6 separate regions of the Homo sapiens genome follow, and all the other regions are linked to region 2. Evidence: chromatin loops called from intact Hi-C (ENCODE). Cell type or tissue: endothelial cell of umbilical vein. All regions are shown on one strand. Region 1 overlaps PRKCH (protein kinase C eta). Region 2 overlaps PRKCH (protein kinase C eta). Region 3 has its middle 13 kb from the start of LINC00644. Region 4 overlaps HIF1A (hypoxia inducible factor 1 subunit alpha). Region 5 overlaps SYT16 (synaptotagmin 16). Region 6 overlaps PRKCH-AS1 (PRKCH antisense RNA 1).

Region 1 (5,000 bases), 110 kb after region 2:
GGGAGGTTTAGGAGAAATGGTCATGCATTCAGCTCCTGGAAAATTTAAGGAGGCTTTCAGATACTCACATGACAACCAGCAGAATCTGGTCACCAGGCAGTGCAAGGCAGAGACATGGGAATCACTGGCACACAGAGAGTGAAAACCTAGAGAGCAGATGAAGTCCCAAGGCCAGAGTATATATGAGGAGAGAAAAGCAACACTCCCAGAACTAAACTCCAACAGTAACAGGTGGGCAAAGGAAGAGAAGCCCACCAAGGAGATACAAGACATAGAGGCAGCAAGAGAACAGAAGCATGGACGGTTGCAGAAGCTAAAAACTCTTCTAGAGAAGAGAGTGGATGTGTTGGGTTAAATACAAGAAGAAGCTCCAGAAAGATAAGGACTATAGCGTGTCCACTGGAGTTGACAAATAGGTAAGTCATTAGTAGGTACGAGAAGCACAAAAATGGAAAACGCAGAGAACATTTGACAGCCAAGGAGAAAGAGACAGTAACACATTGGAGGGAGAAACAGACAGTAAATAAATGTGGCTGAAAATTAGAAAGAGAGGGAGGGACAATGACTAACAGAGCAAGGCCTAGGAGGATGCAGGAGCAGATGGGATACCCCTGGAGAAAACCAGATGAAGATAACTGTGACTACACATAAGTTTGCAGGCATCAGGACAGGAAATGGAGGAGCTCATTCTAAGAAGTTTCAAGTTGCTTAGTAAAGTCAGATACAAAGTCATATGTTAAAAGAGTGAGGCGGGTGGAGAGGCCTTAAGAAGAACAGTAACTGCATGGAGTAATCGTTAAATAGCATGGGAGAAACGGGCAGCACCAACCTGCCCAGTATAGCTTGGAAGTTCACGCACAGGTGTGAAGAAGGCAGTCCTGGAGGGTTGCTGACCAAAGATGGCAGATGTGCAGATATGCCATAGAATTGGGAGTACTGACCAGTGTTCCGATGACTTGCCATTCTCTAGAAAGTGAACTCACCACTGGTTGTCCACTGAAGTCTTTATTTTACTCTTGGGAGGGTTCTAGCCATAGTAAGAAAGAACTAAATAAGGCCAGGTGTGGTGGCTCATGCCTATAATCCCAGCACTTTGGGAGGCTGAGGCGGGCAGATCACCTGAAGTCAGGAGTTCGAGACAAGCCTGGCCAACATGGCGAAACCCTGTCTCAACTAAAAATACAAAAATTAGCCAGGCGTGGTGGTAGGTGCCTGTCATCCCACCTACTTGGGAGGCTGAGGCAGGAGAATCGTTTGAACCTGGGAGGCAGAGGTTTCAGTGAGCTGAGATCATGCCACCACACTCCAGCCTGGGTGACAGAAGGAGACTCCATCTCAAAAACAAAACAAAACAAAATTTCCTATAAGAAAGAACTAAACTAAACTCTTTTTCCCCCCAAGATCTCCCAAGACAACACTTAATAAATTATCAAAATAACACTACTGCTGCAGTTCAATCCCTTGACTCTTACTACTTAAGCCAATAAACTGAGACAAAAATCAACTGACACTCAAAATATGCCATTGTCAAAGCCAGAGATAGCCCGGAAAAATATGTCGGTCTGTTGGCTCTCAGATTTCACAGAAATTTGGCATAGGAGAATCCCAGTTCTTAAAATGATACTAGGATTCTAACCGATAGAGTCCAGGGCTAAGCACGAAAGAAATATCAGATCACAAACCATCTGGATTACGAAGGAGCACAAGGATAAAATGGGTACAAGCTCCCCTCCTTGGCAACACAGCACAGGACATCCACTTTGGACAGCAACAATAGAAGTACATGATTCCAATTCCTCCCAACCCCCAAACAACCCACTGCACTCGACCAGGCAGCCTGCAAAACAATGGAAATGTAAGGTCACCCTCCTGTTCCCTGCCACCCCCCTCCACTTCCTCTTTCACCCTGGATGAGTTGTCATCTTTCCATGAAAGAATGCCAAGCGCTCAGTCAGTCTGACAGGCAGTTCCTGCTCTTCCGGTTCTCTGGATGCTTCAAAGGGGTGGCGATGTGTTACCAGAAAGACTACCCTCCTCGGCAGGCTGTTTTCCAGGCTTCCACCCCTGGTGAGTCACTTGCCAGTTTCTACCAAGTATAAGAAGATCTATCATGGAAAGAGACTTCTCTTGAGTCTCACGGGCCTGACGTTGCTGCCTCTCTTGCAAGTGACACTTCTAAATTCAGACTGAACTATACAGGTGTTTTGGTGGAGATCTTCCAGACTGGCTAGAATGTGTAAGTGGCAAAAAATTAAATCACAACGTAGCAATACTAACAAAGTTGGCCCTGAATAGTAACATTCCAAGAAATGAATTCAGAAGCCACCCGTGAAGCAACCAATAAAGTCAGGGCAATACTAATCAAGAAATTTCCATGTTGAATATGAGACTATAAAATCTTCCCTTAAAATTATTTAGTGTATATTTTTAGTAAAAAGGTAAGAAGATAAATTTTGGTCAAATTACTTAAAATATTTATTTGATGATCATCCTTTAAAAAAAAATCCTCCATTTGACCCAAGGGATACACTAAAATATAAGAAAGTGGATCTTTTAAAGTCTCCTACCAAAAGATCACACTATCCCTTCCCTCAAGGAGCTAACAGTTTTTAAAAGGTCATAAACAGCAGAATAGGTACAGCTATCAGATAAGACCAGGAAAAAGGGGATGCTGAAGAAACAGGATTTTTAATAATAAGAAAAAAAAAACAAAGATAACCAACATGTCAAAAAGAAGTGAAAAAGGTGAATGATAATGGTGTTCAGTGCAATGAGAAATAAAGTAGGATTTGCATAGAAAAGCAACAGTTTTAGCAGAAAATAAGACAAGCCCATTTCTGCTGCAGAGTATGGGCAAAAGTAAGACATTAAATGACTTGCTGGAATTGAATCCTCTTCCAAGGGATTCACTGTAAAGGAGGAAAAGATAATAGCTAGGAAAAGGTTTATTTTCTATTTTCTATAAAGCACTTACACATCATCGAAATTATCCATTGAATCCATTTTTCAGTTCTAATCTAAATTTCTCAAGGCAAGAATCATATTCAAATATTTGTTCATCTAATTCATTTATGCAAGTACTCATTTGAATTTCTGTGCCTGGTATATGCCAGACATAATGTCCCAGGTACTGAGGGTACCAAGGAAAATAAATCAGACATAAAACCTGTTCTCAGAGTTTACTGTTTAATAGTCTAATGAGGAAGGCAAAAATGAAGTAATCTTAGTTATTCTGAGATGTACACAATATAACTGTGACTAAATGAGAAGAAAAAGTACAGAAAAGCCTAAAATACTCTGGGGAATACATAAAGGCCTCATTGGCAAAGTGGGATTTAAATGGAGAATTCGTCAGGTGAAGGGAGAGGGAGGAAGAGAGTCCAGGAAATGGAGACAGCTTGTGCACAGGTTCTAAAATTCATCTCTGTATCTCCAGGGCCCTGTACACAGTAGATGCTGAATAAATGCTTATAGAATAAACTTTAAGTTCCTCACGCATTCAGAAAAAAATATTCCCTAAGAAAACAACCCCTAAATATAGGGGGAAAAAAAGGAAAAGAAAAAGAAACAGCTATAGGTACGGAAGTGTTATTTGTAACACACACACACACACACACACACACACACACACAAATAGAAACAGCAATAAGAAGATGGTAAATTATGTAAACCAGTGACTGAAATATTATGCAGCTATTATAAGCAACATGGGAACTGCAATTATACAATTAAGTGGGAAAAGGCAACAAATGAGTATATTAGGATTAGAAATATGGAAAAGTGTGAAAATTAAGAATAATATAGATCATTTTATATTGACTGATAAAATTAAATGGTCAAATGCCAACCATCTCATCTATATTCCATATATGAAATTCCAAGTATCTTCTGTTTGGAAGCAATTGTTCCAGTCAATTTTCAGACAAAGCCCATTAAGACCAACCATTCATTTTGGTCCCCTTAGGAATTGCAATGTTACTTCAAAAACACGTTAAATTATTGTATAGCCTTACATCTTTATAAAGTGATCTCCCATACATTATATTTTGGTTATCATCATTTGCTTCATCCATGTGATTCTTCTTATTATTATTTTTTCAGAGGTAGGGTCTCACTCTGTTGCTCCTGCTGGAGTGTAGCGGTGCAATCATAGCCCACTGTAACCATAAACTCCTGGGCTCAAGCAGTCCTCCTGTCTCAGTGTCCCATGTAGCTAGGACCACAGTCATGTGCCACCATGCCTGGCTAATTTATATTTTTATTTTTTTTGTAGCGATGGGGTCTTGCTATGTTGTCCATGCTGGTCCCAAACTCCTGGCCTCATGTGATCCTCCCACCTCAGCCTCCCAAAGTGCTGGGGTTACAGGTATGAGCCACCATGCCCAGCCTGATTCTCATTATTTAATAGGTCAGTATAATGTGCTACATAAAGCATCCAGGAGGAAGTGGCTCCTGATTTCCCACAGGGTACTCCAAGGGCCTTATTTTTATCCACTGACATTTTAATTACGATCACATATTCCTTTTCGTTTTTCCCAATACTATCACCTACAAAAAATTTTAAGTGTGTATGAAATATAATCACATTACAAAAGTTTGAAAAATTGAGAAAACAAGTCTTAGTTGTCCTAATATAAATAAGTCTCAAACAGCTACAGATTGGTTAAATGTTTCCAGCTACTTTATGTAAATCTTTATATCTCATAAGTATCTTTAATCATTTTTTCTGATTATAAAATTATACATGCTTACTAGTAAAGAATATAACTTGGGAAATGAAAGTCCCCCATAATTCCACCCTACTTCTCCACTCAAGAAAAGTATTGCTAAGTGCTCGATGCTTCATTTTCCAGATTTTTCCCCACTTTGGCTATACAGGTCCACCACGATCTCTTATCTACAATCCCAATATTCAAAAAGTTTCAAAACCCAAACAAATTTTGTAACATTTGTTGTCAAAATCTTACCTGAACTGACATAAGGCAATGTGTAATCTTTAT
Region 2 (5,000 bases):
ACAGAAAGACAAATGCAGCTTAATCTCACTGATATGTGTAATCAAATAAAGCCAAACTCATAGAAACAGAATAGAATAGTGGTTACCAGAGGCTGGAGGATTAGAGAGATGTTGACCAAAAAAATATATATAAACAAAGCACTGAAAATTAAACATCTTTATGAATAACATTTTATTCTTTATATTATTTTTGTAGTCCAGATTATCAGAAAAACAGATCCAGGAGTATACATTTTGTGAGTTTTAGTACAGGTTATCAAATTAGTCACAAACTATTAGGATTTGCAGTGCTATCAGAAACAGATAAGGATGCCCATTTATATACTTGTAAGCAGTGTATATGATTATAAAAAAAAAGGGGAAATAATCTATGGGTTCATAAACCTTTGTAGCAATCTTGATAAATTATCAAATATTTGAAATTTGCTTACTATTTCCTTTTTGCCAAGAACAAAAGGACCTATAAAATACTTACCTTCTCAATGTTTGCTGTCCCCTCCATGTGGGTGTCTGGGCTGGCCATTGGGAAGCCCTGGGACATTTTTCCTTTGGTGTGAGGATGGAGGGGGTCATCACCACAGTTGAACTGACTCACTTTTGAACAGCACTTCGCACTGTACAAAATATTCTGCATTCTCTCATTTGACCCTCACAGCGATCCTGTTTTCATTTTAATGATAAGAACTTTAAGGGTCAAAGGAATTTTAGGACAGACTCAAGCCATTTAGATGGTGGAAAACAAAGCTAAAACACAGTTCAGGTTTTCTGTTCCCAAGGGCAATGCCATTTCCATATTGTCAGGTTGGAGGGGAGCCAAGACAGATAGGAGGTGCTTAAGCCGAGGCTGAATCAACCAACTAAATGCGGAATAAGACAACATATGGAGTCAGAGTCAGCCTGACCTAAACTTGAACTTTGTCTCTGCCACTTACAATCTAAGGGATCCTCGGCTAGTTACTGCCCTGCTCTGGGCTTCAGAGAGACTGATTCCACAGGGCTGCATGAGGAGAGTGCTGTTTTTACAAAGGCCCTCACAATGAAATGCTTTGCAGGTAGAGTGGCTCCAACACCCCCTCTCACTCCTAAATTCTCCAGGGGAGACTGTCACAGTTCAGCATTACACACTGATTAGCATCTTACTTGAGAAGCCAGGGCCTGCAACACTGGGCAGCTAAAAAGTAAGCATCTTTCTGCTGTAACTTCTCATAGCAAGTAACACTTTCTGTTCTTTATAGTTAGTTTTCCAACAGTAAATGGGGATAGTTTTACAACAGTAAATAAGGACTTCCAACAGACGAATGCACAGCGAGCAAATGCTATGTGTACTGTGGAGTCCGATACCTTGCAAACCTCAAAGAAGGCAACAACGACAGCAAAACTAAAATTGTATACCTCTATCTCAGCATTAGAAAATCTCCTTTGCTGCTTTTTTTTCTTTTCTTTTTTGAGAAAAAGTCGTGCTCTGTCACCCAGGTTGGAGTGCAATGGCACGATCTTGGCTCACTGCAACCTCTGCCTCCCGGGTTCCAGCGATCCTCCTGTCTCAGCCTCTGGAGTAGGTGGAATTGCAGGCATGCACCACCACACCAAGCTACTTTTTGTATTTTTAGTAGACGGGGTTTCACCACGTTGGCCAGGCTGGTCTCAAACACTTAGGCTCAAGTGATTGCCCCACCTCGGCCTCCCAAAGTGCTGCCTGCGCCCAGCCTCACTTGCTTCTTTGAAGTGGGTTCCCACTACTTCTTTATCATTTAGCCTAAAGCAGGGGTACATTCCCTTTATCCTTTGCTTTGGAGACATCTACTACAACACACACATCTTAAACCGCAATGGCAGTTCCATGCCTTTGGTTTCTCTGGTGGAGAAATAAAAGTAACTTTGCGGTAATGACTGCCACCTTGTGGTCAAACATAAAACTTCCACTAGGAAAAATAGACTTCAATGCTAGTAAAGGCTTCACCCACTAAACACTGGGAATCTCATGTGGCCGCTAAAATTTTGGTATACTGTAGAATTTATACATTTTCCTGGAACATTTTGATTGCATATGCTATATTGATTGGGTTCCCAATCTGTTCCAGGTTACTTCCTCATTTTACTCTACCATAACATGATCTGTTGATGAGATCTTTGCTTATAATCACCAGAATTTCCTTTTACAGATCAAATTCCCCTGTTAGGTATGAGATACTTCTTTCTTTGCTTCAGCAGTAGTAACTTGGAACCATTGCTGCTGCAAGACCAGGTAAGCTCACTAAATATCAGTTGACTGCTTGACTCAAAGGTTACCACCTGGTGAAGATGATCTAACCTCATGTCATAGGAAACCATGTGATGTTTGGCTCAGGCCCTAGGAAGAAGATCTGAGAGGTCACCTGGCTCTGCGGCTTGACTCATGGTGTTCATGGTGGTGTTCAGGAGGCTGGCGCTTGAAACCCCGGCGGGCAACCAGTATCAGCTACCAGCTATCCCTCTCAAGCCTCAAGCTGTAACTCCACTCCTCTATTCCAAGAAAAGAGCCCAACAAGGGGGTGAGGGCAGGGGAGGGGCTTTACGTTGGCAAAGTGCCCAGCCAAGGAAGTCGTTTCAAGGCTACTCCAGGGAGCAGTGTGGGGCAGGGAGAACTGGAGCTCCAGGGGAACCAAGGACCAATCCAGCAGAGGGAAAGCAGAGGATGGGGGCAGGAGCAGCATGGGCTCCAGGGCCATCAAGAGCCACTGAGGACCAATGAGGAGCAGAGGGGAAGGGAGAGGCGCGCAGGGGAGCCGAGGCCCACGAAGCCATTAGCTGCCTCCCCATTTTTTTTTCTCTTGATAACGCTGGGGTGGCGTGGGAGTCCAAGCCATGTATCTCCTTCAGTGCGTCCTGTCACCAAGCTCCCAGACTTCTCTGCTCCACCCATTCTCCAGGCTGCATGTGGCCCTCCCAACACAGATTTGAATACTAGTGACCCTGAAATGTATGAAAACGCCCAGCTTCACTCACAGTTAGAGGAATGCAAGTTGGAACTTCAAATATACCATTTTTCTAACTCTGAGATGATCCAAATGACAGAGAGCATGCCATGATGGGAAGGCGGGGAAATGCACCTTCTCACTCAAGCTTTGGGAGTGTGAATTTAGAGACGCAGCCCAGCAAATAGGAAGAGCCTGCCTGGACTCTGCCGTCAGACCACCTGGCTTCAAACGCTCTCTGCCACTTAGGAACTAAGCTTCTTTGTACCTAACTTTTCTCCTCTGTGAAATGGGGTGATAATAACAGAACTTATTTCAGAGGGTTACTATAAGGATTAAATAACAGACATAAAGCACTTAGAACAATGTGTGGTACATGGACAATAAAACGTTCACTATCTTTAACCACAATGGGGGAGGGGGCAATTGAACTCAATCAAAATGTGAAATGCATATACCCTTTGACCAAGCAATACTACTACTAATAATGTGTCATACAGAAACACCAGCATAAGCACACAAAGACAAAAGTACAAGGGGACTCACTGCAACAATGACTGAAATAAAAGACTAGGAACACAATACATAGCAACAGAGGAGGAAAAGTTAAATTAATTATGTCATGTTCTAAAATGGAGTACTATGCAGCCATTAAAAATGAGGCAGCTTGGTATATAGAAATACAAAACAATTTCCAATATATACTATTAATATTATGTCTTAAAAAAATAAAGTGGCCAGGTACAGTGGCTCACGCCTGTAATCCCAGAACTTTGAGTGACTGAGGTGGGTGGATTGCTTTAGCCCAGGAGTTTGAGACCAGCCTGGGAAACATGGCAAAACCCCATCTCTACAAAAAAATAACAAAAATTAGCCAGGTGTGGTGGCATGTGCCTGTAAGTCCCAGTTTCTCAGGGGGCTGAGGTGGGAGGATAGCTTTAGCCTGGGAGCTTGAGGCTGCAGTGAGCCATAACCGTCACTGCACTCCAGCCTGGTGACAAAGTGAGACCCTGTCTCAAAAAATAGATTAATTAAATTTTAAAAATACAGAATCATGGGCAAAGTATACTATTATTTGTGTTTTTAAAAGATAAACATGTATGCATATATGTGCTGTATATATATGCTTTTATGTACAGAAAATTCTCTCAAAGGCTATAAATAAAACGAGCAATACTTGTTTCTTTCGGAGAAAGGATATGAATATTTGGAGGATACTTATATTACCTATCGCAAGAAATTAGATTTTCATAATTAAAACATACAACCTGATACGTCATTCCTCTGCTTCCACTTCTTCCATGACTTTCCATTGCTCTCAGGACTAAACCCAAACCCCTTAACACAGCCTACAAGGCTCTTCATGGCCTGGCCCTGGCCCACCTCGGCTGCCTCAGTTCTCAAGGCCCCTGTTCAACCTCGATATGCTGTGTGTGCTGAGCCTCCTTCACACCTGATGCTCTGTCTCACCAGCAGACCCATAGTGTGCTGTTGACCCTGTATGACATATTCACCTTCATTCTCTGCCTAACTAATTCTAATTCACTCGTTTGGTCCCAGCATGGCTTTACCTTCCCTAGAGGTGTATTGCCAGCCTCCCTGACCAGTCAGATGCCCCTATCCCGCTCTCGTGGAATCCCCTACTTCCTTGATGGTGGCACAGGCCAGGAACATGCCCAGAATTCACTCTCCCAGAATGCCTTTTGACAGCAAGATTCTGACACATCTGTGGCAGACCCTCCCTCTTGGTGCCTTCTCCAGGGCCATTTTCCCTCTTCATTGATACCAAAAGCCCAATTTTGAGCCTGATTCTAAATAAAAGCAGAATGCCCTGCTCCAGGGGCTGAATCAAGGTTGGTGTGAACCAATCATGGTCTGCCAGCTTATCTTGGCCTGATATTTGCTCTTCCAGCCTCCCTTGCTAAGGGCATGATATGGTTTGGCTGTGTGTCCCCACCCAGATCTCATGTTGAATTGGAATCTCTAATGTTGGGGAAGGGCCTGGTGGGAGGTGATTGGATCATGAGGCAGATTTCCCCCCTTGAT
Region 3 (5,000 bases), 670 kb before region 2:
TATCTGTAAAATTGCAAAACATAGGGACTTATCTAAACTTCACCACCAAAGGCATTCTGAAACAATTTGTCAAATAGTGAATGATCAACTATTATACAAAAATCAGTGCAAAGTTTCATCCAGGCAGCCTTAAATGTACTCTTAGCTAGATGAAGAAATAACATCATGTGGAATTTGTTGTTCTCATTAATTTTTGCAGATAAGGTTTCTAAAAAGTATCAACTCATTAAAAACAAATTTTACCTGCCTACCCTTTTCCTGAGCTTCACAGCCTATAAAAAAAAACAAATAAAATGTAAACGGCTAACTAAAGGCCCACCACAAATTTTAACCAACCTGTAGAACTTATAGATAAGCCCATCTGCAAGGCTATTTCGTTAAAATTCACTTTTAAAGAGAAAAGTCTAAGCCCTCCCCGCAAAATAGTACAATGGATCAGTTTGGAGTAATCTGGTTGTTACATTCAGCAGTTTAGTTGCAGTGTCTTTGCCCCATCTCGAATTGCTACTAATGGTAAAAGGAGAATGGTGTCAATTATTTGGCACAATGCTTGACAAGTCAAAGCACTTCAGAAAGAACCAGCCCTTCCTCATATCATTTACAGAAAATTAAATGTGTTCCACCCTTCATCCTCAGGGACATGGCATTATCAATTTAATCTGTTACTTTCATTACTTTCCAGTAAGAGTGGCAGAATTTGGAAATCAAGGCATAAAAGAAAATTTTTCATCTGTGTAATTGTTTAACGTAGGCCCCTTCCTACACATCTTATGTTTAAAAAAAATCTTTGCTTCTAAAGCACTAATTGACCGCTTTATCATATGTGAACATATTTTCTATTCAATTTGATGATTCTAAGGACTGCTGAGTAATAACCATTGCTCTCTCCAATCAGTTCAGCATGCATCTCATCTTTGATATCAAGTGCACTGGTAATGAGTGCCTTATATTAACATCTTCACTATAAACAGTTCAAGCATTTAGAAACAAAGTATCAATGGACTTAACAGTTACTTTAATTCATTTTATAAATAAGCAACTGAGAATTTTGCTCCAAGTGGCTGCTAGTGTAGCCCATTTCATAAATGGCATTCTCCGAAGCATAAGGCACAATATGATACGAATGCAGCTCTTCATAATAGAGAGACTGAGAACAGCATTCCTGTACCATAAACTTCAGCCGTTTTCTTGTATCAGAATATGCAGTCTTATAACAGGGAGCTTCTTTAAAGTATTCATAGCTCTCTTTCTCCGTCTCTAGATGTATCTTCCTCAGCAAATTGTTAATTAACACAGACCTTCTTAAGTAGGTTTCTGGGTCTTCAAGAAACCTGAGCTTCTCCAGAGAAAGTTTGAGAATGCAAGTTCTGTCCTCAGGTAATATCAGGTGCTGGAAAGCAAACATGATCATTAAATCTATATTTAGAAAAACAAAAACTACAGCTTTTTATGTTGACAACATTCATGAAAATGAACAAATAATAATAAGTAAACCCTTACTTTTGGAAAATACCCATGGTAATCTTGATGTAAATCTTCTTCTTCTGCATATTTTCTCTTAAAGTAGGCTACTTTCGACGTTGTTAATGTATATGTTAATACTTTTGTTGGATAAGCTAAACAAATAAAATAATTGGGGAAAGGTTAGATTTTATTGTGGCAAATAGTATCTTATAATATAACTTTTATCTATAAAAATAAACTGGTGATCCTGGAAATTGGTATTCTCCCTTCAACGTGGTGAAGCAGTGACAACTGCCCTGGATTGAAAAGCCTGCAGGCAGGAAAATACCACCATTCAGACCCAAAACAGATGTTCTAGATAGGATACTCATGTTTATTTCCTTATGCAGCCCCTCAGAAGTCAAATACCAATATACTATTTTATTTCATGCCATTTAATGTCAAAACACACCCAAATTTGAAATGGAATGTAATGGGAGGAGAAAAGAAATTTTTCATCATTCTTTTAGTTAAACTGCCTAATACAGAGAGATCATTTAGTGTCACTAGGTTAATCAAACTGGCATAAAATAGTTGGCAGCCCAATTACACTTTAAAGAAATAATGGTGTATCTGTAGACAAAACACTCTATGATATGATTATGGTGTAGCCATCGTCCTAACACATGGTTTAATGGTGTTCTAAGTAAATGAAAGATTTAGGTAACGTTCTGACTTGCAAACTTGACCTTGTCATAATACTGAAAGTGAAGACCTTTGTTTTCTCCTTTAAAATACGATTGCTACTGAGGTTCTTACTTGCTTAAGGAAGGACGGAGTTCCAAAAGCCAATTTTCAGTTATCGTTTAGTTTAACGATAGTGCTTAAGGGAGTTCTCAGAGTGTACTCTAGGTGGCACTCATATCACAAAAAGGAGGCAAGATCTACTTTGAAAGCTAAAGACAAGCAGCTTCTAGAGAAAGCACTGAATGAATTTAGAAAACAAATTGAGTCCAGTTCAATTCTCATTCAACCTCGGGGGACCAGGCCAGAAAGAAACTTCATATTTAAACATAATTTATTTTACCCTTAATACACATCCTCAAATATTTCTATGTGTTGAAACCATTTAGTTCACAAAAGAATGAATAATGTATGTGTTAGTTAAATAAATCTACAGCAAGACATTTGATGGTTTTCCTCTAAAATCTTAAATTTTTCTAAGCTTAAATATTTTAAATGTGTTCAAGAATTTGCTTTTTCTAGTTTGTCCTCCAACTCAGTGCATCTAAGCTACAAAAGCTTCCCGCAACTTTTTGTAGCTAAATGATTTTCCTCAGTCAGTAAGAAAAGCTACAAAATCATTCCCAAGCATTCCAGTTTTCCACTGACATCACTGTGGATTATTAACCCAAGAAAGCCTTAAGTTATAGTTGTTATGTTTTGTTAAGGGAATGAAGAATTTTAAAACAGTGGTGTATCTGATCTTAAAAGAAATGAATATGTCATGATAATTCACAAGTGAACTGAAGCAAAGACAATAGTTGCTACTACTATACCTACACAGTCCCTGAATTCAGTAAGCAAACTCAGCTTATATAGAGTTTTCAATGATTTCAAAAGTTTAGGAAAGAAGAACAAAGCTGATTGTAGAGAGAACAAAGAAAGCATCACTGAAACCAGGTTTCTCAGGGGCTGTTTTTTAGTAAACTGCATTTTCTTTGGTATATTTTTTAAGGATTTAATCAAATAATTAGGTGAAGCTTTGGGTTATCCCGTGTGACAATTACTTGTACTTTTTTTTTAAACTGTTTCACTAATTGATGTAATGGTAGTTTTCAAATGTTAGTGAGCATCAGAATTATCTGGAGGGTATGTTAAATCAAATTGCTGGGTCCCACCCCCAGAGTTTCTAATCCAGTAGATCTGGGCTAGCAGCAGTGAATTTGCATTTCTAACAAATTTCCAGGTGATGCTGATGCTGCCAGTCTGGGGATTGCATTTTGAGAGCCTCTAGGTTGCAGCATTCAGCAGGTGTAGTAGTAGCACTATGGCAACAAGTTAAGAGCAGAACATTCAGTCAATCAGCTGATTGCCATATCAATAGAATGCCAGGCAATTGGTTTGATTGATTGTTGTTGTTGTTGCTATTGCTTCCCTACACTGGCTTAGATGCTTTAGCCTCATGAACAAAGCCAGACTGCATTTTAACTAAATAGTGAAGAATGAAGTCACTTTTCCTGGGTTCACATTGAGAAGCATCAATGGCTATTATTAGCATGATAGCTGGGCAGGTCTCTAATTTTTTTAACAAGCTCTAATGAATTACTATAGTGTAGGTGACAGTGAGAAAAGGCTAGAAAATGAGATGAGTAACTTCATCATGAGCAAACATGACTTTCTTATATGTATCTTTTTAAAATGTCTGCTCATTTTATCTTCCAATGTAATGCAATATCTACAGCATTTATGACCAATTAAGAATCTTTTAATGAGTAATACAAGGGAAGGCAGGTGGCAGATTAGAGAACCAAATGACAAATAAACTTATAGTTCTGGATCCCAAGTGTACCTCCAGGAAAGATATTTTTATTTGACAGATCAAGACCAAAAAAATCATATCAAATGATTCCAAGGTTCATAAAGACTGTCTGGCTATCATCAACCAATTAGCCTAATATACTGAATGTATCAGATCCTGAAAATACAGAGAAAATTCCCAGGAGTTCTAGATTTGAGTCTCAGCTCCTCCGTGGGCAACACACTTAGCCATTTAGTTTATTGCTCTTAAAAAATACCCACATGGGTTGTTAAAATGCTGAAAAGCCTTCACAGCTGGTATCAGTTTGACAATTATCTCCCTGAAAGCTGTTTAGCTATTTAAAATGTTTTCAGTATCAATTTTGGAGGATGGTTCTAGCCACTTTTAGGTTAAAATATATAGCAAACATAAGTTCCTACATCTGTTTGCTTGGCTGGATTAGAACTCAAAACATTCGGAGCTGATAACTATGTATCCATCACCTGATTCAGCCTCCTCAGTGTCCAGATGAGAAAACTACAGCCCAGACGAGTTCAATAATTTACATTCTGGCACGTGGCTATGAGTTTGGGTTTTGAAGTCAGATGGAAGTGGTCTGAATTCCAGCTCTGCTGCTTCTTATTTGAGTGACTTTGAGCAAATTACATAAACTCTCTAGAAATCTCATTTGTAAAGTAAGGATAGAAATAACACTGGCTCATAAGATCATTGAAATAATTCATGGAAAGTGACTGGCACTGTGCCTAGCATATAGTAAACACTCAATCAAATTGTAGACCTTATTTGTGCCATTAGTCACAAATCTACCACATAGAAGCAGAGCCCAGCCTGGCCTCCTAGCTCTGACTCAAAGACTCCACCACCCTGCCTCCCAAAGATACTAGATTGTAATTAGACAGTTAAAAAAAACTGCAAGAAGATATTGCAAATGATCAAGTTGAAAAAACGTAGTACAGATTCTATAACAACTCCAAATATTTCTGGTGTATTGCCACTGGTCATGCATTTTGGGTGA
Region 4 (5,000 bases), 270 kb before region 2:
GCCTTTTTCAAGAAAATGGTGCCACAATAACTTCCTTAAATTCTGACTATGGTTTCCAGAGAACCAAAGATGCTTTAAAAAGCTATATGTAGCATATTTAAATATAAATTGATACCACATTGTAAGTCTTTTGGCAATTTAAATTAAATACTGATTTGGGAGAAAGTACTAAATAAATGCTAATGATGGTATTATTTTGAGGATTGGGGTGTCCTGACTGCAGACTTGGATTTACTCTTGAGTTCAAGGCTGATCAGTCACACAAACTCAGTGATATTCAGGTATCCTCAAGCACAGTGGGAAGTCATGCATAGGTACAGATTAAACAGGTGAGATAGTCCAAAGTTTAACTTATCTTGGGGATCTTAACATTCATTTGAGTAAAATTCAGAATCAAATCTTATGTCAAAGGTACTTGTTTTGGGTGACTATAGTAAAAAATAATTTAATTGTACATTTTAAAGAAACTAAAAGAGGCCGGGTGCCAAGGCAGGTGGATAACCTGAGGTCAGGAGTTCGAGACCAGCCTGGCCAACATGGCAAAACCCTGTCTATACTAAAAATACAAAAATTAGCCAGGCATGGTGGTACATGCTTATAATCCCAGCTACTTGGGAGGATGAGGCAGGAGAATCTCTTGAACCCGGTAGGCGGGGGTTGCAGTGAGCTGAGATTGCTCCACTGCACTCCAGCCTGGGCGAGAGTGAGATCCTGTCTCAAAAGAAAAAAATAAAATAAAATAAAATAAAAATAACCAAAAGAGTATAACTGGATTGTTTGTCACACAAGATAATGCTTGAGGTGATAGGTACTCCATTTATCCTTATGCACTGCATGCCTATATCAAAATATTTCATGAACCCATAAATATAAATACCTAACTATGCACTTATAAGCATTTTTTAAAATGGTACTTATTACCAAAGGTGATGTTCACCACCTTCACATTCATTGATTGTACAAATACTTTCTGAGTGCCTTTTACATACCAACCACTGTTCTGAGTATTTATGTGAATTCTGAAAATTATGCTATTCAATACTCTATAATATTTGGATTTTCAAAAGTCTTTGTATTTAAAATGCCAGGAAGTTTTTTCTATGATTAAATGATTCTATTTTTACTGATATTTGTTGCAACACATACAAAACACAAAATGGTCAAGATCTCTACTGAATAGGCCTGTTAACACATTTAGTCTAGAACTTTTAACCAGAGAATTAGATGGGTAGCCAAACTGTACAGAGGTTGCAACAGTTAAGTAATTAGAATATCTCTGAGTTCTTCCATTGTACTTACTATCATGATGAGTTTTGGTCAGATGATCAGAGTCCAAAGCATGATAATATTCATAAATTGAGCGGCCTAAAAGTTCTTCTGGCTCATATCCCATCAATTCGGTAATTCTGTTAGTAAAAAATACAAGATTTAAGAAAAAAAAGGGAGACACTGATAAAGAAAAATTTTTCTCCTCCCAAGTTAACTGATAGGCATTAATCTTATGGACAAGTGAATTTTCAAAAATGAGCATCCTCCTTTGCTTAGAATAAATTTACACCTCACCTTTGGCAACTACAGTTATTAAATCCAACACCACACATTTCTTTAAGTCCTCTAGATTCCTCCTGTTATTTAACTCTTTAATCCTGTTCACCCAAACTTGTTACCTGGTCTTTTTTTTTGAGACAAGAGTTTCCCTCGTGTTGCTCAGGCTGGAGAGCACAATGAGGTGTGATCTTGGCTCACCGCAACCTCCACCTCCTAGGTTCAAGCGATTCCCCTGCCTCAGCCTCCCAAGTAGCTGGGATTACAGGCATGTGCCACCATGCCCAGCTAATTTTGTATTTTTAGTAGGGATGGGGTTTCTCCATGTTGGTCAGGCTCGTCTTGAACTCCTGAACTCAGGTAATTCACCCGCCTTGGCCTCCCAAAGTACTGGGATTACAGGCATGAGCCAACGTGCCCAGCCTACTTGTTACCTATTCTTATTACATCTCATTATACATACTTTTGGTAACAAGGCAGGGTATTAATAAACAGATAAGAAATACTACTAAACTACATGGTAAAAGTTATAAAGGTAGTCACTTACACTTATTTTAAAATATAGATAAAATCTGTAACATTTCTTCATAAAGCCAAATTCTTTATGTAGTAACTTTTAAGCCCCTAGGCAACACCTCACTTTGAGAGATCAATAGCCATTACACAATTCTAATATCATCAACCAAAGAGCATCTACACTAAATGGGAACTAAAGGAATTATGTTGGTTTTTGAAGATGCTCTTGTACTTAGTTTAGTTTTTGGCATTACATGAAATTATGGGAGTAATTTCAGATAAAACAATATTTCAAATGAAAATAGATTGGAAAACAATCCAATTACCCTATCTAGCTCGCTGGCAGAGAGTAGACCTTTATTTAAGACAGAGACTAGATCTTATTCTCTGTAAGCAGTATGAAATGGCAACCATGACATGAGGAAGAGAAAGCTGTCTTCTTAGTACCATGCTGAACAGAAATACTCTCTTCTCAAGTCTTTCTAGGAGCAAAACATGAGTTAAGCTTTTAGATTCTCAGCCTTTAGATTTCAGAGGACTTTCCTACCGAGGTGCAAGCAAACCTTATATAACATGCTGTGTGTCAAAAAAAAAACCCTACCTAACTACAGGAAGGACATAGGCAAGATATTCTATAAAGGTATAAAAGTAACATTGCTTGTGTTCTCACACTTAAAGGCAAGATCTTCCATAGTTTATTACAAAATAAATATACAAAGGAAAAGCTGATTTGCCAAAAACCAAACCAAACTCAACTCAAACCCTCAATTCTTTACAAAGGGACATCTCTAAACACAGCAACACCAGGTGGCAGCATTATAAAGGAAAACATGTTTTTAAACAAAATCAGTCATATTTCTTGAAATTATGCTTTAAAAATAATTCTAATTGGTCTTATATTTTTCTGTTTAAATAAAATCCCCATGGAATTAAAAACTTTTTCACTATTCAAATCTTAATATGCCTATGTGTGCCCGGCATTATTCTAGGCATGAAAATGCAAAGACAAAACTCAATACGTGGCTAATCTTCCAGTAGATGTACTGTACTACTTAGGAAATAATGTGATAAATGCAGTGATGAGAATCTATTCCATGGAATCCTATCCATGCAAAGGAATGGTAGAATGAGGAACAGCCTCTTATAGGAGACTTATGACTAGAGACAAAGGAAAGGCAAAACCGCTTTCAGGAAAAAGGTATGGTATAAACAAAAGATTTTTAAAAATGCTTAACATGGTGCAGGTAACAAAGATTCTATAATATGATTAGTGGAGACAGATATGAGATGATGCTGAAGAAGTAGGTAGGGGGATCAGATTAATGAAGGTATTGTTTATATTGTCATAGGAAGCTCTGATTTAATCTAATGTCAATCAGTGCTTCTCAATCTGAGGTATGTCTATCACTAAAAGATACCAAGAAGTCAAAAATATAAACTGTATATGCTTTCCTAGAAGGTCAGTTTTACACATATTAGAGCAAGAAAAGTGAGGTTAATTTAACTTTAGAGAATTACATAGGTTATATTCTATACCAAAAGGGTCGGGGTGTCCAGAAAATATGACCAAAAAGTGTTTTTAATGGACTAGGAAACCCATGATCTAAAGCAGTATACTACTCATTTATTTTGAGGCAGGAACTGTTCATCTTCATTTCTACTTTAGTGCCATGAACATAGTAGATGCTCAAATAAAGTGTTGAATAATTTTAAATGATTATTACTCAGTATAGTAAATAGCAGCTATTTGTGGAATATTTTGGAGTTGAGGAGCTTGATATGTTAGATTTTCTTAAAATTGAGCAAAATTTTTTCCATAGCTTGGTTCTCAGGGGTTATAGATGCAAGAAGTTCCTGGAAAGAGCTCTAAACCAGAAAATAACAGTCTGCTGGTCAAACTCAAAACTGTCTTGGTTGATATATGAGCTGGCTGTCTTTACTGTTACCTCCTGTCATGATCATTTTGCTAATTTTCTGCTATAACTAGAGGGGAATGTCACTCCCTTTCTCATTTTTGCTCCACTACCTTCCTTTCTCCCTGGCCTCCTCTCTACTTTGTTACCTTAAGTTTTCAAAAAAATAAAAAATAATTCCTCAAAATAGGATGGAAATCTCTGTCCCATCATACATTTACATGCTAGTAGTAAACACCTTAAAATAATTCTTAGCTTTTCTATATTCATTTTCTTAAAGTTGACACCAGTAGTGAAGCATTCACTATCTGTACTAGGCACTCAATGGACTCCTTTAATCCTGACAACATCCTTCTGAGGTCTTTTTTTTGTTTTGTTTTTGTTTTTTGAGATGGAGTCTCACTCCGTCTCCCAGGCCGGAGTGCAGTGGTGCAAGCTTGGTTCACTGCAACCTCCGCCTCCTGGATTCAAGCAATTCTCCTACCTCAGCCTCCCAAGTAGCTGGGATTACGGACATGTGCCCCCATACCCAGCTAATTTTTGTATTTTTAGTAGAGATGGGGTTTTACCATGTTGGCCAGGCTGGTTTCAAACTCCTGACCTCAGGTGATCCACCCACCTCGGCCTCCCACAGTGCTAGGATTATAGGCATGAGCCACCCCACCCAGCCATGATTCTTATTTTATAGATAAGGAATGTGAATTTTACAACAGTTAAGTACCAAGGCCAAGGCCACATTGTAAGTATCAGAGCTGCAAGCCATGAGTGAATCTAACATCTGATTCCAAAGACAGAGTTAGGGCCAGAGCATAAATATCTTTGTTTGCCATGCTAAGTTTAGATTGTATTGTGTAGGTCTATTTTTTTTCAGTCTTCTAAAATACACATCTTCTTTTGATAAATGAAAAATTTACTTCCCTCATCTAGTATTTTTATAAACAAAATATTTTTGTGTGCAAAGATGGAGGGAAGCATTTGAGGCATTTTCAACAACAGAATGACATGATCTGATTTTCACATTAGGAC
Region 5 (5,000 bases), 430 kb before region 2:
CCATAGTTTGTTGACCTCTGTCTTAGATCATCTCAATTTAATAGGATAAATCTCAGTTCTAACAAGCAACTAATTCTGGTCCCAAGTAATACATAAAAGGAAACTTTATTAACCATTTCTTTTTGAGTTTTTGATATGGGAGGAGGGGGCTAGAGTTTACATATTTCTTTATAAATAATGCAAAATTATAAGATGAGCATCTAAAGTGCATAAAGCAAAATATTTTCAAGCACAACATATATAAGTGAAAACACTATTATATATTCATTTTTTAAAGTGTGACAAGGTCCCTATTTGGCATATTTTACTGGCCTATGTTGAATGGGCATGTATTCAGTCCAAAAACCTCTATTTCTTTCTGTAGTCTATAACCCAGAATTTTCATTAACTCATTCTGGCCTTACCACCACCACCCATTTTCAGTCTGAATGGGTAACTGGCCATACCCAAGGATTTTGTTCCAGAGCAACTGTTAAGGCACAACTTCATGGTTGACAATATACTTGAGCCTTCAACTAGTCCTCTCTGTGCTATGACTTTAGAAGCATTTCTCAAGGACACTCTATCCTCTTCCCAAAACCCTTTCCACTATGAGTAGGTATGTGGAAATGAAGTAGGCAATTATGTGATAAAACCTCACTTCAGTGTGGGGACTCCAGGACAAAGGGGTTTGTACATTACTTCCCAGGTATAGCCCAGGGGACCTGTACACCTTGCAGGAAGACCTCTAGTCCAGCTTGGTCCCCACAGCAGTGTGTGAGTGACGTATGGGGGTTCTTGCCCATATAAGCAAGAATAAGCCTTAGCTGAGCCTCACAAAGCACAGGGCCAGAGAAGATCTGGAAAATTCTGACCGGTTTCTACCCATCCCATCCCCCACGCCCACCAAGTTCCAAAAAAAAAAAAATGGCTCCAAAGCGACCAGTTGAGATCTCAGAGAGGTGTAAGGGCAAAGACCAAAGAACAAACTACAGTAATGACAAGGTAGCCCAGCGCAAACAGAGGGCAATCATGAACCACACTGTCCCCACGCGCACTGCCAGGCTGGAGATAAAACCCTAAGAGGTTAGCTCATCCTCTGAGGAGAAGTGATCATAGAAAAAAATTCCTAAATAACTAATATTTACCTAAAAATGCAGAATAAATGTACCTTAAATTGACAAGATTAATTTTTTTTTACAATTCAGGGTAATAAAGACTCAAAAATCCAATTAATTCAGAATAGTAGGAGTAACAGTGGTAGTAATGCAAGAGTAACAGTAGCAGTAGTAGTAACAATATAGTAGAAATACATAGTAACAGCAGCAGCATCAGTGGTGTGGTAGTAGTAATACAATAGTAGCTAGTGGTGGGGGTAGCAGTAATAGTAAAATACAGCTAATATTCACTGAGTACTTTCTATTTGCCAGGCCCTGTTTTAAGCATTTTACATAAAAGTACTCATTTAATCCTCACAACAACCCTTTGAGACAAGTATTTATATTCATTTTGCAGATGAGAAAACTCAGACACAAAAAGGAACAGCTTGAACAAGAAAAAGATTCAATGAATATTTGCTGAGCTGAAAAGTGGACACATTTATGAAATCAAACATAAGCAGGAAGTGGTACCCACACAAAATCAGCAAGGTGTGGGCATCCCAAAGTCACTGGCAAAGTTTCTTGGTGCTCTAGATTTGGAAGCCAGAGGGATTCAGCATTAGAGGAAGAACTTTGATTTTTTTAAAAAAAATTTAACTAAACAAAAGAGATAAGGATGGGAAACCATCAGAGGTTAAGTTGTTATCAACCTACCTGTGCGATCTAATCATTACCTCCATTCCTTCACATTAGTTCACAATGGATTCCTTTATTCTTCCTCTGATATAATGCCATTAACGATACCAACTTCCAAAAATGAGGTTTCTAGAGCCCCCGTTGTTTCTGCCGTTCTGCACTGCAAGCAGTGGGCAGAGCTGAGGAGTGAGGCAGCTGGCAGGGAGCAAATGTCATTGGGCCCAGATGGGCCAATGCTTTGAGACAGTGTTGGAGCCCACAGCTACTCCTGGTCCAGAAACTGCCCCCCAACAAGCCATGACCCCATCTCTTTGGTAATTTGATATCCTGTCATTTGATTGCATTTTTTCCATGCAAAAGTCCTTAGTGGTAAATATTTATTTTATAATTAAAGCGATTTTAAGTTTTAAAAACATGATGGTTTCCTACTTAGCCACAGGGAAGATTTGTCATCCCAATTAGGAAATGAAGTGATTCTTGAGTGTGCACAGAATCCAGCCTCCCTCTCTGAGAAGACCACACTGGGCCCTAGATAATCACGCCACCTAGCGGCACACTTGTTCTTCTGAGAACCTCCCTCAATCTGAAATGAGGGTGCCCAGCCATCAGTTAAATTATTCCATCTCACAGCCTATGAATTTCAATAAATATACCATCTGTTCACCTTCTGTGTGGGAGTTCAATCATCTTCTTGGCAGCAGGATTATTCTACAGCAATTACCTATGTCTTTATCACCTCTCATTGAGCTGCAGCAGCCATCTCTGTAAAACCAAAAAGTTTTAAACCACAGTTGCTGCAGATAGGACGGTCTTATGTCTAGAACACAAAAAAGATGTCTACACTTGATTTGGGGGGCAGGGGGTGGGTACGGAGAGAGAACCGAGAACCTAATGAACAGGCTTTTTTTTTTTTTTTTAATTTCGAGACAGAGTTTCGTTCTTGTTGCCCAGGCCGGAGTGCAATGGCGCAATCTCTGCTCACTGCAACCTCAGCCTCCCGGGCTCAAGCGATTCTCCTTCCATGGCCTCCTGAGTAGCTGGGATTACAGGCACCTGCCACAATGCCCGGCTAATTTTTTGTATTTTTAGTAGAGATGGGGTTTTACCATGTTGGTCAGGCTGGTCTCGAACTCCTGACCTCAGGTAATCTGCCCGCCTTGGCCTCCCAAAGTGCTGGGATTACAGGCATGAGCCACCATGCCAGCCAGGCCTTTTTTTCCTGAGCTGTGGGGTAGAACTGAGGAGCCTTCTCCTTAGACTGCCAGGTTTTGATGTGTTGAGGTAACAAGATTTGCAAAAGAAAAAGGCCACCGCTGAGAGAGGAGCCACAGGCTCTCAGATGCGGAATCAGAAGATGCAGAATCGGGGGACATGGGACCTACCTCCAGCTCTGCCACCATGTGCACAATCAAGTTGCCTGAGCCTCAGTTTCCTCTTCTGTAAAATGGGGAGGTTGGAATGGTGACCACTGAACTTCCCTTTGGCTCTGAAATCATAAGATTCTAGTGGATGGAAAATGGGAGCCTACAGTGCAGCCCACGCCCAGATGTACCACTGATTTGCTGAGCTTCACTGAGTTGCTAAGTAAAATTACAGCTAAAAAAAGAAAACGTCACAAGCACCCAAGTGATTTGAATGCTTTTTAAATCTGGATTATTATTAATGATTCTTTTTGCACAGTATATGAGAGGAGGAAACAAAGGCTTGATGAGGTTAATTTGCTCCAGGTCACCCCCTAGAAAATGGGGAAGCTGAAACTTAACTTATGCCATTTGGTTCCAAAGTCTAAGCTCTTATACAGTGCCATATTGGAAGGCTTCACATAAAAGCAGAATTTCAGGACAATATCTAAAATCAAAGAAGGAATGAAAGGCATTTCAGAGGAAAGCATAAACGTACAAGTCATAAATACCCAGCGTTAACTTTATATTGGTTTAGTACCAGCTGCTTGTCATCCAATTATGTATCCAAACAGCCTGGCTATGGCCATAACAATGCTGTGTGCTCCCCAAACCACATTCACTTTCTTTCTGGGCACATAAGAACACGAAGTTTCCCAGTATCTCTTCTGGTAAGATCAAGAACAGGAACTGGGTTCCAGTTAATGGGAAGTGTGCAGGAATTCTCTACACCACATGAGTGTCGCTATAACGGCCTGTTTTATACTCTTTTCCTCCTATTGATGCCCTGGAAGTGAAGGACTCCAGTACAGCAGGACCACACCTGAGTCACCACACTGAGGAAGGCTTGTGGAAGGCGGCCCCACCTGCACTGGACCGTGGCAAAGGGAAGGAAAAAAAAAAACCGTTTATTCTGTATTTTACTGAGATGTGGGGGTTGTTTGTTACAGCCACTACCAACCAAGCCTGGCCAATGGGAACAGTAATGGTGCCTTAGTTTTCTTGCCGGCCCGGTATCTAATCCCCTTTCTTCTGAATGCAGTCCTCAATTCCCCTTCTCCAGCACTCTGATGTACCTGAACTTCAGTCCACATGGTTCAGAAAGGGATGTCACCACCCCCCATCGGTTCTAAAGCCTCTTGGTCCCCACATCAGCCAAATGAGAGTCAATCCTGAGACTTTTTACTGGAACTATTGTGAAAGGGAAACTCTTTTTCCACTGGGAAGGCCAAGCTGGGGATACAAGTCTGGAGCAGCAGGCAGGTCACCACGGAGGAGAGTCAGCCCTGGAACAAAATTAGCAAAGGGAGCAACAGAGCCATGAGAGGGCTGGGGTGAGGAAGAATAAATGGGGGAAGGAGAAAGAATGGAAGGCAGAGCATGAGAGAAAATGGAGGCCAAGGGTGGCCAGGGGAGCAGTGGGGACAAAGCGAGGGCAAAGAGAGAAAGGAGCATGAGGTGTGAAGGAGAGGAGGCAGACGGGGCGAGAGTAGCAGCTAGAGGTGGAGGGAGAGAGAAATCAAGGGGATGGAAAGAGAGATTAGCAAGCAATGGAGAGAGGGGCCAGGGTGGTGTGAGGAAGGTAGAGTCAGAGAGACGGAGGGTCAGGGGAAAGATGCGAGGAAGAAGCGAGAGAGAAGGGAGGAAGAGGAGAGGTTTATGGTGGGAGGATGCAGGGCGAAGGAGAAGGGGCAGAGATGCAGAAAGGGGAGTAAGTGGAGAGAAAAGGAGAAAAGGAAGGGAAGGAGGGAGGCAGGGAAGTGAGATCTTCCTTTGAATGCTTCAGTCCAGCCAAACCCAGTCAGCCTCGCCCCTGGATGAGTCA
Region 6 (5,000 bases), 160 kb after region 2:
GGGGAAGGCAGTCTCCCAGTAGAAAAAACCTGAAAGTTGTGATCCGCAGCTTCCCGATAAGATCTCAGGAGTTGGGCGAGTGGGCTCAAGCATGTGCATTAGGAGGCAACATGGCAGACTTTAACTGGTATATATGACCTTCTAGGAACTTTTGACTGGTAAGGTAAGAACGCCTCAGGTGAGCATGCATACAACTCCAATAAACACACTGAGCATGCAGCCCCTCCCAGGCACTGGCTGGCCATTGCACATGCAGACCCTTCTTCAGTGTAATCTTTCTGGAACCACCATGAGGATTTAAATTCTCCCTCCCTGTACCCATGTCCACCAGTACACATGTCCCTTACGGCACCTATACACTGTGTTCTCATGGTGTAAATGAAGTTATTCTCCTTTACCCTACATTATGTGATCTTTGAACATAAGATAGTGCTTTTATCTCAGCCCAACCCAAGGGAAGAATCAAGGGAGAAGTGACACCAGACCCCAGAAGCATGCCAACATATAAAACCCCAAGTCAAAAGGTAAAACCATGCACGTGATCTCTCAGGTCGCCCACTTGGCCTTCTTCCAAGTGTACTTCCTTTCATTCTTGCTATAAAGCTTTTTAATAAACTTTCACTCCTCCTCTAAAACTTGCCTTGCACTATCTTTCTGCTTTATGCCCCTTGGTCAAATTCTTTCTTCTGAGGAGGCAAGAATTGAGGTTGCTGCAGACCCAGAGGGATTCACCGCTGGTAACAGTAAAAAGCAGGAAAAAAAGAGTTTTGGTAAAAACAAAAACAAAAACAAAAAAACTACCCTCTTACTCTCAGATATCTACGTACTGAAACAGGGCCACATGACAAAGTTTTATTAAATAGATACTAGTATCCTCAATTAAAATAATGAAAATCTGTTTCACATTTCTAGAGTTAAGGCTAGCACCTCAGATAATTTGTAATTTGTAAATGAATATGTATCTTATTTGTTTTCTCTATCATGTTGTAGATTAGGGATCGTGATGTGGAGCTGCACTTCCTGGTTCCAAATCCTGGCTCTTCCCCTCATCCCTGGGTAAGTTGAGGGATGAGAGCAAGAGAAGGTTGATCCTGACTCAGATCTCTGCATGGGGCATGTCACTGATGACGGCGGCATTCCCTGAGAGAGGGAACACTAAGTTTGAAGTTGGGCATAGTGAGCACTATTTTGGATGAGTTAAGTTTAGAAGTGCCTGAAGACATCCAAGTGGAAGAAGTGGCTGCATGGACTGAAGATACAGACTGGGAAACGTTAACACCATCAAGGAACTGGAGTCCTGGGCACAGGTGAGACTGCTCAGGGGAGTTGTAGAAGGAGAGGACACAAGGCCTCAGGCAGAGCTCTGGAGTGAAGGGGTTGTACAGTAGGAGAGAAGGCTGGAGATTAAGGGGAACAAAGAGATTGTTGGTGTATCAAGGGCTGTGCTATGTAGGGGACAAAGTCTGGGGATGAAATGTCAGTAACATCATCTTCCATTAGCTGATTAAAGATGAGAGTAAAAAAGCTAGCTCCTGGGATTGAAAGCCAATTAATTTTATTCTTTTCTAGAGTTAAGACTAGCACCTCAGATGATTTGTAATTTGTAAATGAATTTGCGTCCTATTTGTAAGCAAATGCTTCTGGTGATAAGGACCTACAAATGACAGAACACACTAGACCAGGGGTCCCCAACCCCCAGGCCACGAACAGTTAACAGTCCTGTGGCCGGTTAGGAACCCAGCCACATAGCAGGAGGTGAGTGGCGGGCAAGCCAGCATTACCCCCTGAACTCCACTTCCCGTCAGATCAGTGGCAGCACTACATTCTCACAGGAGCACAAACCCTATCCTGAACAGCGGATTTAAGGGATCTAGGTCACACATTCCTTATGAGAATCTAATATCTAATTATGTGAGGTAGAACAGTTTCATCCTGAAAGCATCTCCTCCCCTTCCATGAAAAAATGGTTTTCCATGAAACCAGTTCCTAGTGCCAAAAAGGTTGGAGACCACTGCAGCAGACAAATATGAGTTCACCAACATTCTTAGAAAATCAGCAGCATAATGCTCTGAAGTGGAGGTGAAGGAACTGTATTCTCTCATTTGACTCAGGAGCCCCAGGCCCAAGTCTAAGTTTGAGAGGGATTATTCTTGTGTCACACAGAAAGGAATAGTTTCTGTATGCAAGGTAAGTTTCATAAGACTGTGGAATTACATTCTGGATTTCTCCTTAATAAACTGTAACATTGGCAAATTTTATATGAAAAATAAAATGTTTCTACCCTGATTGAAACCATAGCATGAAAATATTAACTAATGCACGTTACTTTCTTCTGCATAGCCTAGCATTTGAATGCCAAGTGCTTTCCATATTTGAGATGCACAGTGCCATCTAATGGTCACAAACCATAAGCCAAAAGAAGAAGAAAGGGAATCAGAACTGAAATAATAATAAAATAGTAAAATCTAATACATTACAAGCTTCAAAATTGCATAGTTAACTGCCCTTGCCTACAAAAATTTTATCTTTGCCTTAGTCATTGTCATGTGAGTTACAATCATGTGAGTTACAAATGATCATATTGCATAGATAACTACAGATCACATGTTAAATTAAAATAATTCATGACAAACCTGAAACCATAACTTATATGCACTTTACAACTTTCTACTTTCACTCTTCAATCACCTGAAACTATAATACATAGGGTTCCTCATGCGTATACACTATTCCCACAGAAACAAAATCATTAGAAATACCTTGGATGAAATAATATGTTTAGGATAGTTTTTTAAAGGGAGGGTAAGATTAGGGGGATAGATAAAAGGATATTATCTTGATGTCTACAAGTTTAGCAGATGGCCAGTCTTCTGCATGGAAAATGACTATTCTAACCATTCTCCCTGCAGCCCTTCAAGACAGAGGAGATTATGGGGCTACTGAACGTATCTTGGACTTTAGAGAAAGAAAGTGAAGCTGAGCTGAGATCCATTGGTTCTATTTTGGAAAGATGCACCCCGTGGCATGACCTTCACAGCTCAGTTCTGGGGTCAAAGGAATTTTCCATTGCTCACACTGCCACCCAACTCTGGGGGCATAAGTGTGGAAGTGGTACAGCACACATGGAGAAGGGATGGGAGGAGCAGGGGTGTGTATCAGCTTAGCCGATCCCCCGAGGAGCTGCCAAGCTTGCTACCCCAAGAACAATGCCTCATAGCTCTGTGACCTCTTCAAGATTAAGGCTCTTTGATCTCAGCCCTTCTGAAGTGGTTTGAACCATATTCTATACAAAATTGGTAACTCCCCCATAAGAATTGCTTTTTAAATATCCTGCTCTATTTGAAAAAGGAATTTTAAAAATAAAGTTTACCCTTTTACTCTCTCCCAGCAAGTGAGATATTCAAAACAACAAAAATTCCTCTAACATGTTATGATGTGGAAACTGGTATTTTACTGATTTGTCTTTTCCACTTGGCTTCAAGTTCTTTGGGGAATGAAGATCATATCAATCCCTAGCCGACCGCTTCAGGCACAACTGCAAATGTTTCTTGAATGAACTTCCAGGCTTACCTGAATTCTAAGGGGGATTTCCACCATAATGGGAAAGCCACAAGAAAACCAGCAAAGGGTTTAAAAAAAAAAGGGTGAAAATATAAGTTATTTATCGGGGGTTATCACTTTATGCAGAGAGCATTCGAAACAATGATTTCCACAAATGGGCAGCAACAGTAACAGCCATACTAAGCCATTGCTTTCTTTACTTCCTCTTGGTCTAGAATATGCTGCAAAGGGAGAAGAAGGAAGACGTGTGGTATGGAATCACCTATGGATAAGGTTGAGAACCATGGGCTAGATGCTATGGAGACCAACGTATCACTTACTAGGCTTTACTTTGTGCCAGGCACTGGATTCGGCATTACCCCATTTAAGCCTCACTACCATCCTTCATGTTACTATTCCACGTTGCCGCTCAGGAGAAACAAAATTTTTTTATTAAATTCAAGTAACCTGAGGTCCCATATTTAGTAAGAGGCAGAGGAGTTAGATGTGTCAATAGCTAAATTACATGGCTGTGTCCTCTAGCTGGCCAGGGACTGACAACATCAGTATCACCTGGTGACTCTCCCAGGGGAGATGTTTTTAAAAATCTTTTCCAGTAATTCTGTGCAACATGGCAATCTGAAACCAGTCTTTCAGACCTGGAAGTTCTTTAGAGACCACAGGACTCTCTTTGATATTTTTTCTTTTGAATTTTTTTAAAATACAGAATCCTTTTTCATGTTCTCTGTTTATAAAACAACTGCATGTCAATTACATTATTTTTTAGAAGATAGGTACAAGAGCCAGGCGTGGTGGCTCATGGCTGTAATCACAACACTTTGGGAGGTCGAGGCAGGTGGATCATTTGAGGCTGGAAGTTCGAGACCAGCCTGGCCAACATGGCAAAACCTGTCTCTACTAAAAATATAAAAAATTAGCCTGGAGTAGTGGTGCATGTCCCAGCTACTCGGGAGGCTGAGGCATGAAAATCGCTTGAACCCGGGAGGTGCAGGTTGCAGTGAGCCAAGATCGCACCACTGCACTCCAGCCTGGGCAACAGAGCAAGACTGTGTCTTGACAGCAACAAAAAAAGAAGATAGGTATAGGAATTAAAAAGAAAGCAAATAATTACTGGTAGCCTGACCACTAAGAGATATATACTGATATTTTTTTTGCGGGGGGTGCATCTCCTTGCAGGCCTTTTTGTATGTTTATGTTCAAACACATTTGTAACAACAATGAATAAAAAACGCATAATATTCAATGACTTTTTATTCGGTCTTCAGTGTATTATTGATATCTTATTATGACAGTAAATAGGTCTGCAACAATATATTCAATTCTCATCTTATATTCCATCAATAAATCTACCATCACAGTTAAAAGATTTTTATTTGTGACTTGAATGAAGGGTTATATTGATCACATGCTTGGGTGACACAAGCCTAATATACTAGATA

Evidence for each region. A loop is a pair of places that touch in the nucleus more often than their neighbours do. Peaks named below come from ENCODE experiments on the same cell type or tissue, not always from the same donor. Only the 100,000 strongest peaks of a DNase experiment are listed, where the experiment ranks them.
Region 1: a loop joins it to region 2, with 5 times the contacts of the local background. A loop is called at or near these places in 4 of 110 quality-filtered maps.
Region 3: it touches region 2 in a loop (25-fold over the local background); 63 of 110 quality-filtered maps call a loop at or near these places.
Region 4: it touches region 2 in a loop (7-fold over the local background); 96 of 110 quality-filtered maps call a loop at or near these places.
Region 5: it touches region 2 in a loop (6-fold over the local background); 2 of 110 quality-filtered maps call a loop at or near these places.
Region 6: it touches region 2 in a loop (5-fold over the local background); 65 of 110 quality-filtered maps call a loop at or near these places.

Annotation. Positions count from the first base shown.
Region 1 is chr14:61,353,037-61,358,036 of GRCh38, reverse strand. The region is part of intron 1 of PRKCH (protein kinase C eta); the gene reads right to left. Among named protein-coding and RNA genes, the nearest start is that of PRKCH-AS1, 33 kb to the right of the region's middle. RefSeq lists enhancers at 1,852-2,146, 1,427-2,626. In endothelial cell of umbilical vein, no CTCF peak of the experiment used is centred here; a DNase peak (open chromatin) is centred at 1,926; H3K27ac peaks cover 2,590 bases.
Region 2 is chr14:61,458,836-61,463,835 of GRCh38, reverse strand. The region is part of intron 9 of PRKCH (protein kinase C eta); the gene reads right to left. Among named protein-coding and RNA genes, the nearest start is that of PRKCH-AS2, 84 kb to the left of the region's middle. RefSeq lists a silencer at 2,191-2,485. In endothelial cell of umbilical vein, a CTCF peak has its summit at 1,885 (motif pointing left); DNase peaks (open chromatin) are centred at 785, 1,895 and 2,475; H3K27ac peaks cover 1,068 bases.
Region 3 is chr14:62,124,413-62,129,412 of GRCh38, reverse strand. It overlaps the pseudogene SERTAD4BP. Among named protein-coding and RNA genes, the nearest start is that of LINC00644, 13 kb to the left of the region's middle. In endothelial cell of umbilical vein, a CTCF peak has its summit at 2,312 (motif pointing right); a DNase peak (open chromatin) is centred at 2,372; H3K27me3 peaks cover 2,328 bases.
Region 4 is chr14:61,728,824-61,733,823 of GRCh38, reverse strand. HIF1A (hypoxia inducible factor 1 subunit alpha) reads right to left here. Exons shown (of 15, transcript NM_001530.4): 7 at 1,300-1,406. The region is part of intron 1 of HIF1A-AS3 (HIF1A antisense RNA 3); the gene reads left to right. Among named protein-coding and RNA genes, the nearest start is that of HIF1A-AS2, 18 kb to the left of the region's middle. In endothelial cell of umbilical vein, a CTCF peak has its summit at 2,868 (motif pointing right); a DNase peak (open chromatin) is centred at 2,873.
Region 5 is chr14:61,891,984-61,896,983 of GRCh38, reverse strand. The region is part of intron 1 of SYT16 (synaptotagmin 16); the gene reads right to left. Among named protein-coding and RNA genes, the nearest start is that of SYT16, 82 kb to the right of the region's middle. In endothelial cell of umbilical vein, a CTCF peak has its summit at 2,334 (motif pointing left); a DNase peak (open chromatin) is centred at 2,313.
Region 6 is chr14:61,294,507-61,299,506 of GRCh38, reverse strand. It overlaps PRKCH-AS1 (PRKCH antisense RNA 1), which reads left to right. Exons shown (of 5, transcript NR_186042.1): 4 at 991-1,307; 5 at 3,777-4,807. It also overlaps a transcript of PRKCH not described here. Among named protein-coding and RNA genes, the nearest start is that of TMEM30B, 16 kb to the right of the region's middle. In endothelial cell of umbilical vein, a CTCF peak has its summit at 2,402 (motif pointing left); a DNase peak (open chromatin) is centred at 2,356; H3K27ac peaks cover 268 bases.